Linked DNA regions of Homo sapiens: region 1 is linked to region 2. A link is a loop called in an ENCODE intact Hi-C map of the cell type or tissue named here. Cell type or tissue: heart right ventricle. All regions are shown on one strand.

The links. Peaks named below come from ENCODE experiments on the same cell type or tissue, not always from the same donor. Only the 100,000 strongest peaks of a DNase experiment are listed, where the experiment ranks them.
Region 1: it touches region 2 in a loop (2.3-fold over the local background); 12 of 110 quality-filtered maps call a loop at or near these places.

Annotation. Positions count from the first base shown.
Region 1 is chr18:13,496,349-13,504,348 of GRCh38, forward strand. The region is part of intron 4 of LDLRAD4 (low density lipoprotein receptor class A domain containing 4); the gene reads left to right. Among named protein-coding and RNA genes, the nearest start is that of LDLRAD4-AS3, 29 kb to the left of the region's middle. RefSeq lists an enhancer at 3,892-4,549. In heart right ventricle, a CTCF peak has its summit at 4,015; DNase peaks (open chromatin) are centred at 4,083, 5,053 and 6,504; H3K4me3 peaks cover 937 bases; H3K27ac peaks cover 4,173 bases.
Region 2 is chr18:13,377,187-13,385,186 of GRCh38, forward strand. All of the region lies in intron 2 of LDLRAD4 (low density lipoprotein receptor class A domain containing 4), which reads left to right. Among named protein-coding and RNA genes, the nearest start is that of LDLRAD4-AS1, 46 kb to the right of the region's middle. RefSeq lists a silencer at 364-658 and enhancers at 2,630-3,131, 3,132-3,631, 4,323-4,947. In heart right ventricle, no CTCF peak of the experiment used is centred here; DNase peaks (open chromatin) are centred at 2,445, 2,995, 4,885, 5,455 and 3 weaker places; H3K4me3 peaks cover 1,406 bases; H3K27ac peaks cover 6,837 bases.

The DNA of each region.
Region 1 (8,000 bases), 120 kb after region 2:
GATTAGATGACCCCAGTCTCTTCTTGATTCTATTAAAAGATTTTCAGGGGATGAGGTTTCTACAGGCAATAGCACAGTCTAATGCTTAACAAATCTTTTGTTGAAGATTTTTAATACCATCTTTTCATCTGACCTAAATCTTTCGTGTGGAAGTTGAGCCATGTCCCCTGTGGAGAGGAAGAACGGAGGAGATCGAAATTCAGCCTTTAAAGTACCCAGTTAAATTTAGTGTTTCGAATTAGGGAGACTCAAGCATCAGCACCGAACTGGGTCACGTCATTTGATGTTTTCCGAGAGGAGGACACCACAGAAATCTGACTCTTGGTTCTGGTATCAGAGTCAAAGTCCCCCATACTCGAGGTTAATAAAGGGATTGGGAGGTGGGAGGGAAAGGGTGTGATTTCAAGGTTTGTGGCAGTTACCACAAAACCACTGCATTAATGCAAACCAGAATTAAAACCACATAGTATAAAATGTCATGCCCACACGTCTATTTGTCCAGCAAATCTCAAGGCAGCCAGCCCGAACCTGGGCACCCCAGTGGACTTGAAGACAGGTGAAGCCAAGCAACCTCAGAATGAGAACTTCCCCATTAATAACCTTTAAACATGACCTTTCATTAGCTTAACAAAACCTAAGAAATGCGCATGTATTCAAGAAAAGCAGTAAGTAAGATGAATTACTGTGTTTTAAGCCATAATGTTCAATTAATTAGTAATTTCCATCCAGCCTGCTGCCTGACTCATAATGAGCATTCTCTAGTCTAAATAAAGTGGAGACTGCTTAGTTACAGAGCATTTTATTTAGCTTCCTTTTATTTCAACTTAAAGAAGGGTTCTTTTTATTTTTTAGAGATGGGGTCTCACTCTCTCACCCAGGCTGGAGTGCAGTGATCACAGCTCCCTGCAGTCTTGACTTCCTGGGCTCAAGCAATCCTCCTGCCTCAGCCTCCGGAATAGCTGGGACTACCGGGACATGCCACCATGCCTAGCTAATTTGTTTGTTTTTTTTGTAGAGACAAGGTCTCACTATGTTGCCCAGGCTGGTCATGAACTCCTGGCCTCAAGTGATCCTCCTGCCTCGGCCTCCCAAAGTGCTGGGATTATAGGCCTGAGCCACTGGGCCTGGCAAAAGGGTGGCTCTTGTAGTGTTTTTTTTTTTTCCTTCTTTTTTCACATGCCTGCTGTGTCAGTCTTGTAATGTTTTTAAAAGGCTGACTACTGTGTATTTTTAACCCTTTTTAATTATTACCATTTTTCAGAAGTAGTTCACTAAGACTTTGTAAGAAGGTGCAAGTGGCTTTCATGCCATAATACCAGGTCAAAACACATATGGGGGAGCCTTAATTTTCTTTTATGTGAGGAAAGCCCTCCCTTTGGGGAGGAAAGAAGGCTGACTTCTGAAAGCCAAAGCTACAATGGGAAGAAACACTTTGTTAGCTGGGAGTGAGGAGCCAGCGAAAACGACACCAGAGAATCCTTCTTCCCACACACGTCCCGCCGTGGACACTGGAGAATCCCTCTTGCCACACGTGTCCCACTGTGGACACTGGAGAATCCTTCTGCCCACACACGTCCCGCCATGGACACTGGAGAATCCTTCTCGCCATACACGTCCTGCTGTGGACACTGGAGAATCCTTCTGCCCACACAAGTCCTGCCGTGGACACTGGAGAATCCTTCTCCACACACGTCCCGCCATGGACACTGGAGAATCCTTCTCGCCATACACGTCCTGCTGTGGACACTGGAGAATCCTTCTGCCCACACAAGTCCTGCCATGGACACTGGAGAATCCTTCTCGCCACACACGTCCCTCTGTGGACACTGGAGAATCCTTCTCCACACACACGTCCTGCCGTGGACACTGGAGAATCCTTCTCCACACACACGTCCTGCCGTGGACACTGGAGAATCCTTTTCCACACACACGTCCCACTGTGGACACTGGAGAATCCTTCTGCCCACACACGTCCTGCCGTGGACACTGGAGAATCCTTCTCCCCACACACATCCCGCCGTGGACACTGGAGAATCCTCCCCACATACGTCCCCAGCCATAGACACTGGAGAATCCTTCTCGCCACACACATCCCGCCGTGGACACTGGAGAATCCTTTTCCACACACACGTCCCGCCGTGGACACTGGAGAATCCTTCTTGACACACGTGTCCCACTGTGGACACTGGAGAATCCTTCTCGCCACACACGTCCCACTGTGGACACTGGAGAATCCTTCTCCCCACACACGTCCTGCTGTGGACACTGGAGAATCCTTCTTGCCACACGTGTCCCACTGTGGACACTGGAGAATCCTTTTCCCCACACACGTCCTGCTGTGGACACTGGAGAATCCTTCTTGCCACACGTGTCCCACTGTGGACACTGGAGAATCCTTCTGCCCACACACATCCCGCCGTGGACACTGGAGAATCCTTCTCCCCACACACGTCCCGCCGTGGACACTGGAGAATCCTCCCCACACATGTCCCCAGCCGTAGACACTGGAGAATCCTTCTCGCCACACACGTCCCGCCGTGGACACTGGAGAATCCTTCTCGCCACACACGTCCCACCGTGGACACCGGAGAATCCTTCTCGCCATACATGTCCTGCTGTGGACACTGGAGAATCCATCTCCACACACGTCCCGCCGTGGACACTGGAGAATCCTTCTTGCCACACACGTCCTGCCGTGGACACCGGAGAATCCTTCTCGCCATACACATCCCGCCGTGGACACTGGAGAATCCTTCTCACCACACACGTCCCGCCGTGGACTCTGGAGAATCCTTCTACTCACACACACGTCGCGCCGTGGACACTGGAGAATCCTTCTACTCACACACATCCCGCTGTGGATACTGGAGAATCCTTCTCGCCACACACTTCCCACCGTGGACACTGGAGAATCCTTCTCGCCACACACGTCCTTTCGTGGACACTGGAGAATCCTTCTACTCACACACGTCCCGCCATGGATACTGGAGAATCCTTGCCACACACGTCCTGCCGTGGACACTGGAGAATCCTTCTCGCCACACACTTCCCACCATGGACACTGGAGAATCCTTCTCGCCACACACGTCCTGCCGTGGACACTGGAGAATCCTTCTACTCACACACGTCCCGCCGTGGATACTGGAGAATCCTTCTTGCCACACACGTCCCGCCGTGGACACTGGAGAATCCTTCTCGCCACACACTTCCCACCGTGGACACTGGAGAATCCTTCTCGCCACACACATCCTGCCGTGGACACTGGAGAATCCTTCTACTCACACACGTCCCGCTGTGGATACTGGAGAATCCTTCTCGCCGCACACGTCCTGCCATGGACACCGGAGAATCCATCTCCACACATGTCCCGCCGTGGACACTGGAGAATCCTTTTTGCCACACACGTCCAGCCGTGGACACTGGAGAATCCATCTCCACACACGTATCCTGCTGTGGACACTGGAGAATCCTTCTGCCCACACACGTCCTGCTGTGAAAACCTCCACGCTCCCTTTCCGTTTTTGCTCTCAGCTGTCCTTCCAGTATGCTGCTTGGGTCAAGCAGCCGCATCTCCACTGTCCTAATGACAAAAGACACCAGCACTGTCTCACTTCCTTTCCTCCTCCTCTCCAGAGTGTTACCTTCCTGATTGACAGGGACTTTCGGTTTTCTATTTAGAAGCACATGTTTGGTGCAGACATGTTGTCCAAGACTTGACATTGGGAAATGTTGGGAATAATCTGAAACTCCTTACAATGTGATGTTTTGGTGATTAAAAAAAAATGTTTAGGAAAGGTTGCTAGGCTTTAAAAATATATATATTTTGCTAACCTCATGGAGTCACTGTGCAGACCCTCTCAGCAGCTAGCCAGGCTGGCCTGGCCCTGACGGCCCGGGAATAGCAGCTGTCTTGTGACTTCCCACAGCAGGCACATTGCGTCGTCTCTCAAAGTCCCTCCTCTGGAGCGCCTCCTCTGCCCGTGGGGCTGTGCGGGACAGTGGCCGCGTCTCTGTCTCATTGCAGGACAGCACTGGGTCTTAGGTGCTTTTTCATGTTGTCCACACCTAACGCTGCTGCTCCCCGGGGCCCAGTTTTGAAACTGCCCTTTGGCATCATGCTTTCCCGCCCCTCCTGGGAGCAGCGCCTGTGGGAGGGCAGCGTTATTCCCAGCTCCTCAGAGAGGAGACCACATCCATGGCAGTGTGTGACTGTCCCTTTCGGCGGTCCTTTGTGAAGCCCGCGGGAAGTTCTGCATTCAGTTCCTGACTCCCAGAAAAACGTCCTGTCTTTTGAACTGAAAGGAGGCTGATGTCAGAGCCTCGTTGAGTAACAATGGAGAAAATCTACATCAGAGGAAAGAAGCCCTGAGCTGCTTTAAATGCTTCTGTAAGATGATATGCCACAACACGAATGTGGATTGTTGACAGTAACCACAGAGACGAGATCATCGAGGGAACCAGCTGGGAGTTTGTGAGGCCATAAAACACATCATCAAAAATATGGTGAAGCAAATTCAGAATTGGTTTTTAGAAAGGAGAAGGAACCATTGGCAATCTGACCCATAAATTATTCTACATTTTCAAATATTATAACTAGGAAGGTCGCTTCAAGGAGCCTTCAAGCCCCTCATGCCCACCCGCCCCAAACCCATTGTCACTGCTAGGTCCCAGATTTACAGCCACCTGGAGAGGAAGTTGCAGGGGGTCTCTGTGCAGCTGAGGATGATGGAAGGGATTGCAGAAGGCTGGTGCTGTAACTGTTGTTAGCGGGAGATTGAGGCCGGGGGGTGGAGTAGGGGCTACTTTCTTCCCCCTGCACCTGCTATCATGATTTCAGCAAAACCTTGCCTTTCTCCTCTTCAATCTTAAATAGGTACAGTGGCTGAGTATTAATATTAATGAGCATAATAACAATAATAAAACTGGCAGTAGCATCAAATGAATGTGGTCTCCTGCAGTAGAAATATTTACCCGATGTGTCCTGCCAGTGAGAGAGATTTTGGCATTAAACCTAGACATTACCTCATCCTCCTGGGCAGACAGCCGATTGCCATGCTAAGCAAGTCTGCGCCGAGAAGAGCTGAGTACCTGCCGACGGCTGCATGGCCCAGACCCCAGGGAACACAGTTTCCTTGAGCCTGTCTGTCTGTCTGTCTGTCTGGGTCTCACCCTTAATTCCTTTCTTTCTCTTTCCCTCCTCCGGAGGTTGGCATTGTGTATTTTCAAATTGTGTTGCTTTTTTTTTTTGCAGAATCTTGTAGGGTGTGTTGTGAAAAGTCTGCCAGCCAGGTGGGTGGGTATTATTAATAATCCATAGAAACCCAAGGGGTCCGGAGTGAGAGGAGAAACATGACGTGCCTGTGTGTGCACAGGACGCCTGACACTCGCTCACACACGCATGTCCCTCTCTCTGAGAGCCAGGGAATGGGGTGGGGGTTGGTTTGGTTTAATGCATGATAAAAACAGGGGCATTCTGTAATAACAGAGCTTTCATTTCAAGATTCTTAACAACTAAAATAATATTTTGAAACATTTGGAATTGTACTAGAAATGTGTGTTTGATATGTTCAACCTAAGAAAACATCACACTTAAAATGCTTTTACTCCACTGGCTTCAGACCTCTTTGAAATTGGTGCCTACACAGCTGAGAAGTCCGGGTAGGTGCCGTAGGCAAATTGAGGGGAGAAAGTGACATCTTGTGTAACGCTGCAAATTCGCGGAAGGCTTTGAACCGTCACCAGAGTAGCAAATACTCATTGTGAAAGTTTTTGCAATGAGGTACGGAAAACCATTTCAGCTGCTCTGATTGTCAGCTCTCCTGTGTTTTCTTTAGCTCCTGACTTAAAGTTACGTGTCCTGTCAGTTTTGATACTCTTACTACTTAGTGCTTTAGGTTTTATCAGCTGGTGCCACATCTTTTAAAATTCTGTCCCACTAGCCTCTGTGCTGGTCCTGACCGATTCACCAGCTCTTGGGACTGTGTCCAGATGCCTTTTGTGATGCCTCTTTTCTAAAATGCTTTTATTTGGGTTTAAGATGTACTAATTCTTTCACACACCCATAGCTGAATACCAAATATTGGTATGCATACTACCAAACTTTTGTGTATGAAGTTCGTACAAGGCACTAAGTCATTTAAAACATTTTAATTGTGTGCTGAGCTCGTAAGTGTACAATATGACTGTCTAGTAAATTCTTAATTATTTGTCGACTCTTTATCGAAGAAAAAAGTAAGTAGGGGAAAAGATAAAGGAGCATCCAGCCGGTGGCAAAGGAACAAGCCGTGTAGCTCTGCTTCTCACCCACTCTCAGCTAGCTTGGGCCACGGCTGCCTGAAGTGACACCAAACAGGAACCCCACTGGGAGGACTGTACGGGCCACACCCATGGACGTGATCTGTCTATGAAACAGGTCTTCTCAGTGCTTCGGGGTGAATTTTGACTTCTCCTGAGCCATCCTCAGAGCACAGCTGGTGGGGAACTTCACCCGTCTGGTCACTCCTGAAGCAGTCTGGCTGGCAGCCACAGGCTGGGATCCCAGTTGTTGGAGGTCAGTGCACACAGCGGCTATCTGCTGTAGCAGAAAGAATTTAGGGGAGGAAAGGCTTGAGAAGGAAGGGCAAGAGAGAGCAGACTTTGTGGCATCAGTCAGGTATATGTGCTTGTATTAACATGAACCTGAGAGGCTGATGGTATTACATGGAATTCCAAGTTTCGACTGCATGAATTCTGTCTCTTGTGGTTTATCTATGGCCACCATCAACCGATGTTGTGTGATAAAACGTTTAAAGTATGTACAACTGAAAGTGGAGATGGATACTAGGGGCATTTAACGTTTTAAGCTTTCCTCCAGGGTTTTTTCCTCAGTTACATGGAGGATGGCCCTAGGTACTAACTGTTGGAAATGGCAGCATTGAAAAGTGCAGCACTTTCTGCTTCAGCAGCATCTCAATTCTGCGCAGCCTTTGAAAATCCTTTTCTACAGATAGCAGGCAACCTGCCATTGTTCCCAGCCGGCAGCGTGGTCCCTGCCACCAGGTGCTTGAACAAACGGCCATGTGTATGAGGGTCCCTTCTCCTAAGTAAAATTACCCTAAAGACTCTAAACGAGAATGGAGACTTTGAAAAAAATCTTCTGTATTTTTCTATTTTAATTATCAAGTAGGGGAAACAGATCTGAAGGGGAAAGAGGAGAGAGGACCAGAAGGGGGCTTCCTTGCTGTGCAGGAGACCTGTGGATCCAGTGGAAAGCAGCCCCATGTGAGATGAAATTATCACAGGGGCGGGATGTGCCAGAGGGGAAGCAGGCAGCCCAGGCATGTGTGCGTGGATGTGGAGCCCCTTTCTGAAGTGAGTTTGGTTTTATTTTGGGCAGGCCTCATAGGCTGTACATCTGGCAGGAGATGAGAAAGGAAAGACTGGCTCTTGTTTTAAAAAAAAAAACTAAGTAAAAAATAATTATTTAAAAATGACTCAAAAGAAATAATTATGAGACTAGTTATGATAGAGTAAAATGATTTGTTCATTTTCCAGATTTTAGGTAACATGGATATACTATATTTAAAGATTTATTTTTTTAATAACATTACTAATGATAGGCAAGGCTCATATAGTACATAATACATGCCAGGCGCTTTGTAGAAATGAACTCATGTAGTCCTCCTCACAGCTCTATAAAGTTAGCATAATTACCGTCTCCACCCTAGAGCTGAGGGAGAGAGGCTCACGCAGGTCACATATCTCGCCTTGAATCACACAAGTGGTAAGCAGTGGAGCCAAGAACTGAGCTGGGCAATCTGGCCCCAGAGTCCGTTCGCTGACCCCCATGCTACACCCCCTCTCAAAAACAGAGACTTGGACACCAGATCCAAATTCAAACAAGACAGTTCCCTGCTTTTATCAACCTAAAGCATTACTAATGGGTTGCTCCGGTTCACAGGTGTGGCATTCACAGTGGCATTCTCCAGATGAAGACCATGGCTTTTAAGACAAGTGTCCAC
Region 2 (8,000 bases):
CGGTAACATCAACGCCAGAGCCATCCTCTGACAGCACTGTTTTGCATTCTGTCCTTCAGACATCGGCTGAAATATGCATCTCCTTGGATTTCTGTGGCCAGATTAAGTTATTTCACCAACATGAACTGACTAGGCTGCGTCACGTCTGTTTCCATAACTTGGTCTGCCTCAATGATGGTTTTGCTGCTTGAATTGCAAGTCATTCTTGGAAAGGCTGGTCTAGAGGTTATCTTTTTTTAGCTCTTAGATGAGTGCCCGTGCCTTCTCCCAGGTGGTTGTACAACCCATGACTTTCCTAGGGTGGCACGCGATTAACTGCAAATAATTTCTTCTTCTGGTTCCCTTAAGTGGGAGAAATAGCAGAGTGGTTGAACCGAAGTTTAAGTTCTAAGAGGATATCAGATGGGCCTGTATCTGTTTCTCCTCTTCAGGCAATAGAAACCGCTTCCTCTCTCCAGAGGAAAGTGGGACTTCCCCTACCTTTTGTCATAATGGACATACTCAGGCAGTGAGGAGTCATCATTCCGCCAGAGCACAAACTGCTGGCCAGTCCCAAGAGCTTCGCGAGCGTGACCCGCCATTGAGCCTACATTAAGTTGCATGGAGCAATAGGCAGAGCCTCGCAGGCCCATCCCAGACAACACAGAGTCTCCCCTGGAAATATCTAAGAAAAGTCTTACTGGAGCATTTCTGTCCACCCCCACTCACCTTGAATTGGATACCGAGTTGTGAAAAATTATATAAAGTGGACAGTTTTTCTTTGTCCTAAAGGAATATATATTCCTCAGATAATGAATGTGAGCAAATGAGACAGAAGTGCTTCATGAAAGCTCAGCTGTTCCCTGTGTGTTTGATTTAAGAGGCACTTGTGGAGCTGGTTTGGAGCTTGGTGAACAAGGAATGCTTAGGAGGCTTTGTGAACGCAGGCGACTGAAATGACTCTGATCGTTCATTTCTGTAGGGAACATTGGCTGTTATATCGCTGATCAGTTTGTCTGAGCCTTAAGGTGTAGGGTGTTTTGCTGCGTGTCCTGGTGTGGCCCCGTTAGTTAGGGACCAGGCAGCCTTCCCCTGAGTTCCCTGCACTCTGTGACAGCTGCTCCTGGGGACAGTTGCAGGTTCACAGGCTGCCTCGCCCGGCAGAGGGGCATGGGAGCACCCTACTTGTCAGAAGGGTGGTTTGTTGCCCTCTCTGTGCCATCTTTCGTTCTCAGGGCTGTGTGGAAGCTTGAGAGGTGCATGTGAAGAACTTAAAAGGTCAGCACTTTACCAAGGGAACAAACCACACAAGAAAAGAGACGGAAGAACAGCAGACAGGACCCTGCGTGATGATTTTCCGAGAAGGAGATGTAAAAACTTGGTCAAATTTATTATTTTTCTTTCTATTGCTGCTTTTTAAATGTTATATTTCAGTATGAAAACATGAAAAAAAGCCAATCAAATATCAAGAGCCTCTATCTTTTTCCTTTTAAAGGCAAGTTTCTTTCTTGACATTTTTTTCCTCTTCTACTATTCTACCACATTTCATACCAAAAACCTCACCCACACACTTTCTCTAATTTTGTATCCTTTCTCCTGTTTCTCTCTGTTGTTAATTTTAGCTGGCATGGAATGATTTGAGCTTTGATTTTTATCTATTGGGAACTTTTTAAAAAAATCAAGACAAATTAGCAGAGGAACTAGGAGATGAATCTGACGTTGTATCAGTTGGGTCAGATCAGAACTGGAAGAGGGTGGGCTGAGCCGTGTTAGAGACGCGATTTCATCGGCCATCTGCTGAGGCAGGTTGTAGTAATTTGGGAGGGGTGGTAACTTCTCCAGCCCTCATTAGATCTAGGGTTTTGTTTGTGTTTTCTCATTAGATACACAATGGCTCCATCAGGCCAGTGCCATCATTGCTTCCATTTTACAGCCAAGGAAACTGAGGCTCAGGGGCTTTAAGTAACTGCCTAAGTCACACACAGCCTAGAATGAGGTGAACCCAATGTGGCCAGAGCCCAGACTTTTGTCCTCTGGCCCCTTTGTATAAGGCTCTTGTTTGAGCATGTTTGAAACAGTGTGGGGCTGGGCACTGCCTGTGCAGTAAACTCCCAGCCACGATGTCCCCCATGGGGCACCCCCAGGCCAGCAGCCACTTGTGTGTGGTGCCCAGATGCAGGACAGAGGCCATAGATTGAAAAGGAGGTGACCTAGCTGAGGCTCAGCTAGAATTCTGTGCAGTACAGTCAGCATTTATTGGGTACCTGCTGTATTCTAGTCCCCATGGTCAATGCCAAGGATAATCAGGAAGCGTTGTCCAGAAACACCTGCAGAGGCAGACGAGACACAAGGATCTGGGCCCCATGGTGACAGGAGCTTGGTTTGTTTTGCTCACTGCTGTCTCCCCAGCTCCTAAAATAGTGCCTGCCAGAGTAATGACCCCACAAATAGCTGTTGAAATACTGAATGAAGAGATGCAGCTTTGGTGGCGTCCTGCAGGCCAGAGAGCAGGGAAGACTGTGGGCCGGCACAGGTGTCCCAGGGAAGCCTGCTGTGAGCTGACAGCAAGGAGTGGCTTGGCAAGGGAGATGAAAATTGTTTCGTACAAACAGCTTGTCGGTTCATATTCTTTTCTATTCCCACCAAAGAATGAGACAGCTCCCCCTCCCTTCCTGCCCACACTTGTTAGCCTATGGTCTGACCCCCTTCTTGTTTGCCTGTCATGCCCATTTTAAGCTGATTTTATCTGAAGAAAGCTGGAGTGGGGGAGATCCCTGGGTGTGGAGGATTGCAGAGGCCTGCCCCTGCCCGCCAGCCCCCTGCCCGCCAGCCCCCTGCCCGTCAGCCCGAGCCCTCACGCCAGGCCACAGTGGGAGCAGAACCTCTACGGGGGTGGGGCTGGGTTGGGAGGGGCATTGCCGCTGCTTGGCTGGTGGCCACAGTGGAGGTGTCTGTGATGTGCTCAGACCGGGCTCAGACCAGAATGCACGTCTGCTCAGGGATCATCTGCCCCTGGGCCAAGCCCTGACCCTTTCCCATTCCCTTGTGCATGTGGGTGCTGTGGGAATGGCCTGGTTCGGGCCCTGGAAAGCAGAGATCTTCCCAGTATTCCCTGATTCCCAGCGAGCGGCTGGTGCAGGTGTGCACGGCTGTCTTCCTAGCATTGCAGGCTCTCCCTCCTGAGCCAGTGTCTCCTGTGGCCGCTGTGTGTAGACAGTGGAACTGGAAGCTTGGGCCAGGATCCAGACACCTGGTTCCAGCCCTGGCTTGCATTCCTCCCACACTCATCTTCAACCTGTCCCCTCTCCCTGAGCCTCTGGATCGCCTCCTCCACAAAGCACAGGGGTCGGATATATGACTCCTTGCGGCTTCCTCTGCTGCTAGATCATATGAGTCGATAATTATAGACTTACTAATGCATTAAGGACAGTTATCCTGTTTATTTTAGGGGGAACTCTCTCCAACTTGGTTTGAATATAGCCTCAGGATTTATCAAGTGTTGGATTTGTCAAGGTGACATTTTAAAGAATGTTCTAATATAATTATTGCTTTTCCTGTTTGCAGCCTGTGTGTGTCTTTGAATCGATGTTTTGGGTTTTGTACTTGCTTCCTGAATTGGTGACCTACAGCAAGGCACTACGCTACCCTGAACTACATTATGCTGAACAAGTAACCAGATCCCACTGAGCTACCCAGGGTGAGGATGGCTTGGAGGTTGTGTTACAAAAGCTACATGTTATTTTGCCCCCCCACATCACAGAGATGAAAAGTAGCATGAAAAATTCATCACACTCCAACTCAGTCTTCCCTGGCTATAGGCAGCCTGTTTCTCTGACTTGCTCTCAGATTTGCATTTCCATGTGGATTTTCTGTGCTTCTGCACTGTGTCCCTTTCTTTTGTTTCTCTTTAGTTTTTTTTTTTTTTTTGAAGAGACAGGGTCTTGCTATGTTGCCCAGGCTGGAGTGCAGTGGTGCAGTCACAGCTCACAGCAGCTTTGAACTCATGGGCTCAAGCAGTCCTCCTGCCTCAGCCTCCCCAGTATAGGTGTGCACAGCCATGCCCAGCTAATTTTTATATTTTTAGTAGATATGGGGACTTTCTATGTTGGCTAGGTGGGTTTCAAACACCTGGGCTCAAGCAATCCTCCTGCCACAGCCTCCCAAAGCACTGGGGTTACAGGCGTGAGGCACCGTGCCCGCCCACTGTATCCTTTTTTATGCCCATTTGCCCTCTCTCTCGGCCAGAGACATGGCCATAGGGGACTTTTTGGAATGGGAGGGACCTCCAGTTTCACCTCCTCATTGTATAAAAGAGGAGATGGGAGCCAGGGCCGGGAGTCACCACGGGTACCAGAAGCAGAGTGGGTCCCCTACCTGGGGCTCTCTGCCTACGGCTGGCTGCCTGGAGGCAGAGGTGTTTTATTTGTAGCACCTCCTTTTCTTTACTGTTAGGAGATCTTGAGACTGACTGGCCGTTGCCAAGGTCTGCACTATCCATGAGCTCTGAGGCACTCACATGGAGACGTGTGACATCTCCCTTGGTGGGACACCTGGTCCCAGCTCAAGTTGGAAATAGCTTCTCAAGGGTCTTTTCCCCACTTTTTCTCCCATCTGTCTCATGACAAGCCCTTTGCCTCTTTGATCCTAAATGAACATAGGGTGAGATGATGCATAGGTGAGCTGTGCCGTGCAGCTCTCAAACATGGTCATTTTTATTTTTTTTAAATTTTGCAGCAGAGCCCCAGTTTGCCGAGGTTTAGAATGACCTCTTTGGTTGGCAGCGTTCCTTTCTCCCTGGAACTTCTCTGGTGGGTAGAGTGGCCAGGGATCGGCATCCACAGGCCGGGGCTCGGCCCTGAGCGTCTGTGGGGCCTGGAGCAGTCGCCATGGCTGTGGAGCTGTCACCTAGGTAACCGACATTCCGCCAGCGAAACAGTCTGTCCACAGCAGGAGGAAATAAAAAATGAAACTGCAGCGTCAATTCTTTATGCACTACGGTTTTTTGAGTGCTACTTTGATTTTGGAAAAAAGGCTGTTTCACTTCTCCATTGGATTTTGGCCTCCGTGCCCCTGTGTGACCCTCACATTTCCTGAACCCCATGTATCTGTTTTTACAGTGTCTTTTAATGAAAGATATAATACGGACACAGTTCAGTTTGTATTCCTGAATGACTCTGAGGAGGACTGCGTTTCATATAAGTTTTTGTGAATAACTGGTAAGGCAGACATACCCTGTAACTTACTTGGTTAGGTTTGTGAGTGTTCATGTTTTTAAAATGTCCCTTCCTGTGGGGGTGTTTTTCCATTTGACGTGCTCTATTTCCTTAGTAACTGTTGCTCTGTTATGGGAGGGACTTAATGACATTTTTCAAGTGCAATATTGAATTAATTTATTTCCTGGTTAGTCCTGCCCATCTTCCCAGTATAAATAGAACCTCCATGTGTGTGTGCGTGTGTGTGTGCGTGTGTGTGCGTGTGTGCATGTGTGTGCGTGTGTGTGTAGAATGATGACCATGTGCTTGCTGCCTTGGGGGGGATCTTGACTGTGACCTTGCGTCCTGGGTAAGTTGCCTCTTCCTGTATTCCCCCCTCTCCTTCTCTCTTGATTTAAGCTACTTGGGTTTAGGGAGCTTCCTGGGCCTCAGGAGTAGCATGGGAAGCAGTGCCTTCAGGGCAAGAGGCCCAGGGTCAGTCCTGCTCTCCTGCTGCCAGTGTTGGGCGCAGTTCTTGCGCCTCCATGGGGCAGCGCTTGCTCTCTCTCTGTAGCCTGAGGGCATTTAAGTCAATGACCTCTGAAGGCCTTTGCTGGATAGGACTTTGTGGGAAGTGTAAGTGCAGCAGGCTCACCACTTGTAATCATCATCTCAACTCTTCTAGTGGGGTGGTGGGAAAACCAGCCCGGAGGGTCCCAGCCAAGCAGGCTGAGGAGCAGCACCTCCACCTGGGAAATGCCCCTTGCCAGGCGCAGCTAGGGCTGGGTTAATTGTGTAGGTGTTTGCTGAGCCTTCTCTGCGCTGTGTATAGTACTCAGGGAAGCTTCACGTAAGTGTCTTCCTTCACTCATGTGTTCGCTCAGGAAATACGTATTTACTGGGCACCTGCTGGGTGCCAAGGGGAACTGGAGGATCTGCTGGCCACTGCCTTTGCTCTCATGGCACTTGTGGGGGAGACGGGCAGGCATGGTGCAATCAGGACACCCGTGTGGAGTCGCAACTGCAGATGTTTTGGGAAGCCGACCAGGTGCTGCGGGTTGTGTAGCAGGGTCTGGACTTAGACTGGGGGCCATCAAAGAAGCATCTCCAGGGAGGGTTGTTTGGGCTGAGACTGGAAAGCTGAGTGGCAGCTCATGAGCAGGAGGCTCACGAGAGCAGAAGATTGGAGGGACGGCCGGCAAGCAGCGTTTGTTCAGCTCCTCCAACTTTTACCCTTCCACGTGTTTGCTCCACAGATGCCCAGCATGGCTGTGCTGATTGCTGGTTGGTTTCTAAACTAAAAGCACACGTCTTGTCCAGAACAGGGCCTGCAGGCTTCTGCTGACTGTGCTGGCCCTCAGAGTTTTCTCTGGGTCCTGATCACCCACCCTGCGCTGCCTGTTGGTCACCTGACACACTTACTGAGTGCCGCTGGGTTCTGGCCCCTTCTGGGTGGTCACAGTCTTTCACTGAGCAGAACGAAGCTTGCACCTCTGCTGCGTATTCCTAGAAAGGGTAGCTAATCTTTGTTGCTAGCAGTGAGAAAGAAGACTTTTTACAGCATTTATAATTGCATTTTACCTTGAAAATTGCATTGGGGGAGACTCAGAGTGTATATAGGAATAGGCACGTTATCCATTGATGCGGTAACACAGCTGTGTTCACCCTGCTTTTGTTGGGAACCGCACACATCACTGTCCTAAAAATCCTGGCCATGACCACGCTTAGACCTCATGGGAGCTATTACACACCTGTGTCCAACCTCTCTTTTAGAAGATGTAAAGTTAAGGATTGGTGGGGGTGATTAAGCCAGCATAAGAAAACTGGGAAGTTGGTTGTTTCTTCTATTTTGATCCACATTGGCCTCAGTCTTTCCCATAGCCTTTTGACATGTGGGATGTATGATAACTTCATTTTTCTAATTGACATTTTGACAAATAATAACTGCATATATGTGGGGTACAATGTAATGTTTTGGTATATGTATGCATGGTAGAAATATTCAATTCAAATGAATTAATATATCCATCACCTCACCAACTTATCATTTTTTGTGGTAAGAATGTTAAAAATCTATTATTTTAGCAATTTTGAAATATGTGATACTTTTTTTATTAACTGTGGTCACCATGCAATGCAGTACGTCACTAAAACGTATTCCTCCAGTCCATCTGAAAATTTTGTATGTTTGATCAACATTTCCCTTTTCTTCATCGTTCTTCCTCCTGCCTCTGGTAATCTCCTTTCTACCCTCCTTCTGTGAGATTGACTCTTTCAGATTCCACCTATAAGTGAGATCATGTAGTACTTGTCTTTCAATTCCTGGCTTATTTCATTTGGCTTAATGTCCATCCGTTTCATAAGTGAGATCATGTAGTATTTGTCTTTCAATTCCTGGCTTATTTCATTTGGCATAATGTCCTCCCGTTTCATCCATGTTGTTGCAAATGACAGAATTTTCTTCTTTTTAAAGGTTGTATAGTACTCCATTGTGTATGCATACCATGTTGTCTTTATGTGTTCATCCACTGAAGGACACTTAGGTTGCTTCCGTATCTTGGTTATTGTGAATAGTGCCGAAATGAACACGGGAGTGTAGATATATTTTTGACATACCTATTTCAGTTCCTTGGATATGTACTCAGCAGTGGGATTGCTGGATCATATGGTGATTCTATTTTTAGTCTTTTGAGGAACCTCCATACTGTTTTCCGAAATGGCTGTACCAGTCTCCATTCTCACCAACAGTGTACACGGGTTCCCTTTTCTCCACATCCTTGCCAATACTTCTCATCTTTTGTCTTTGATAATGACCATTCTAATGGGTGT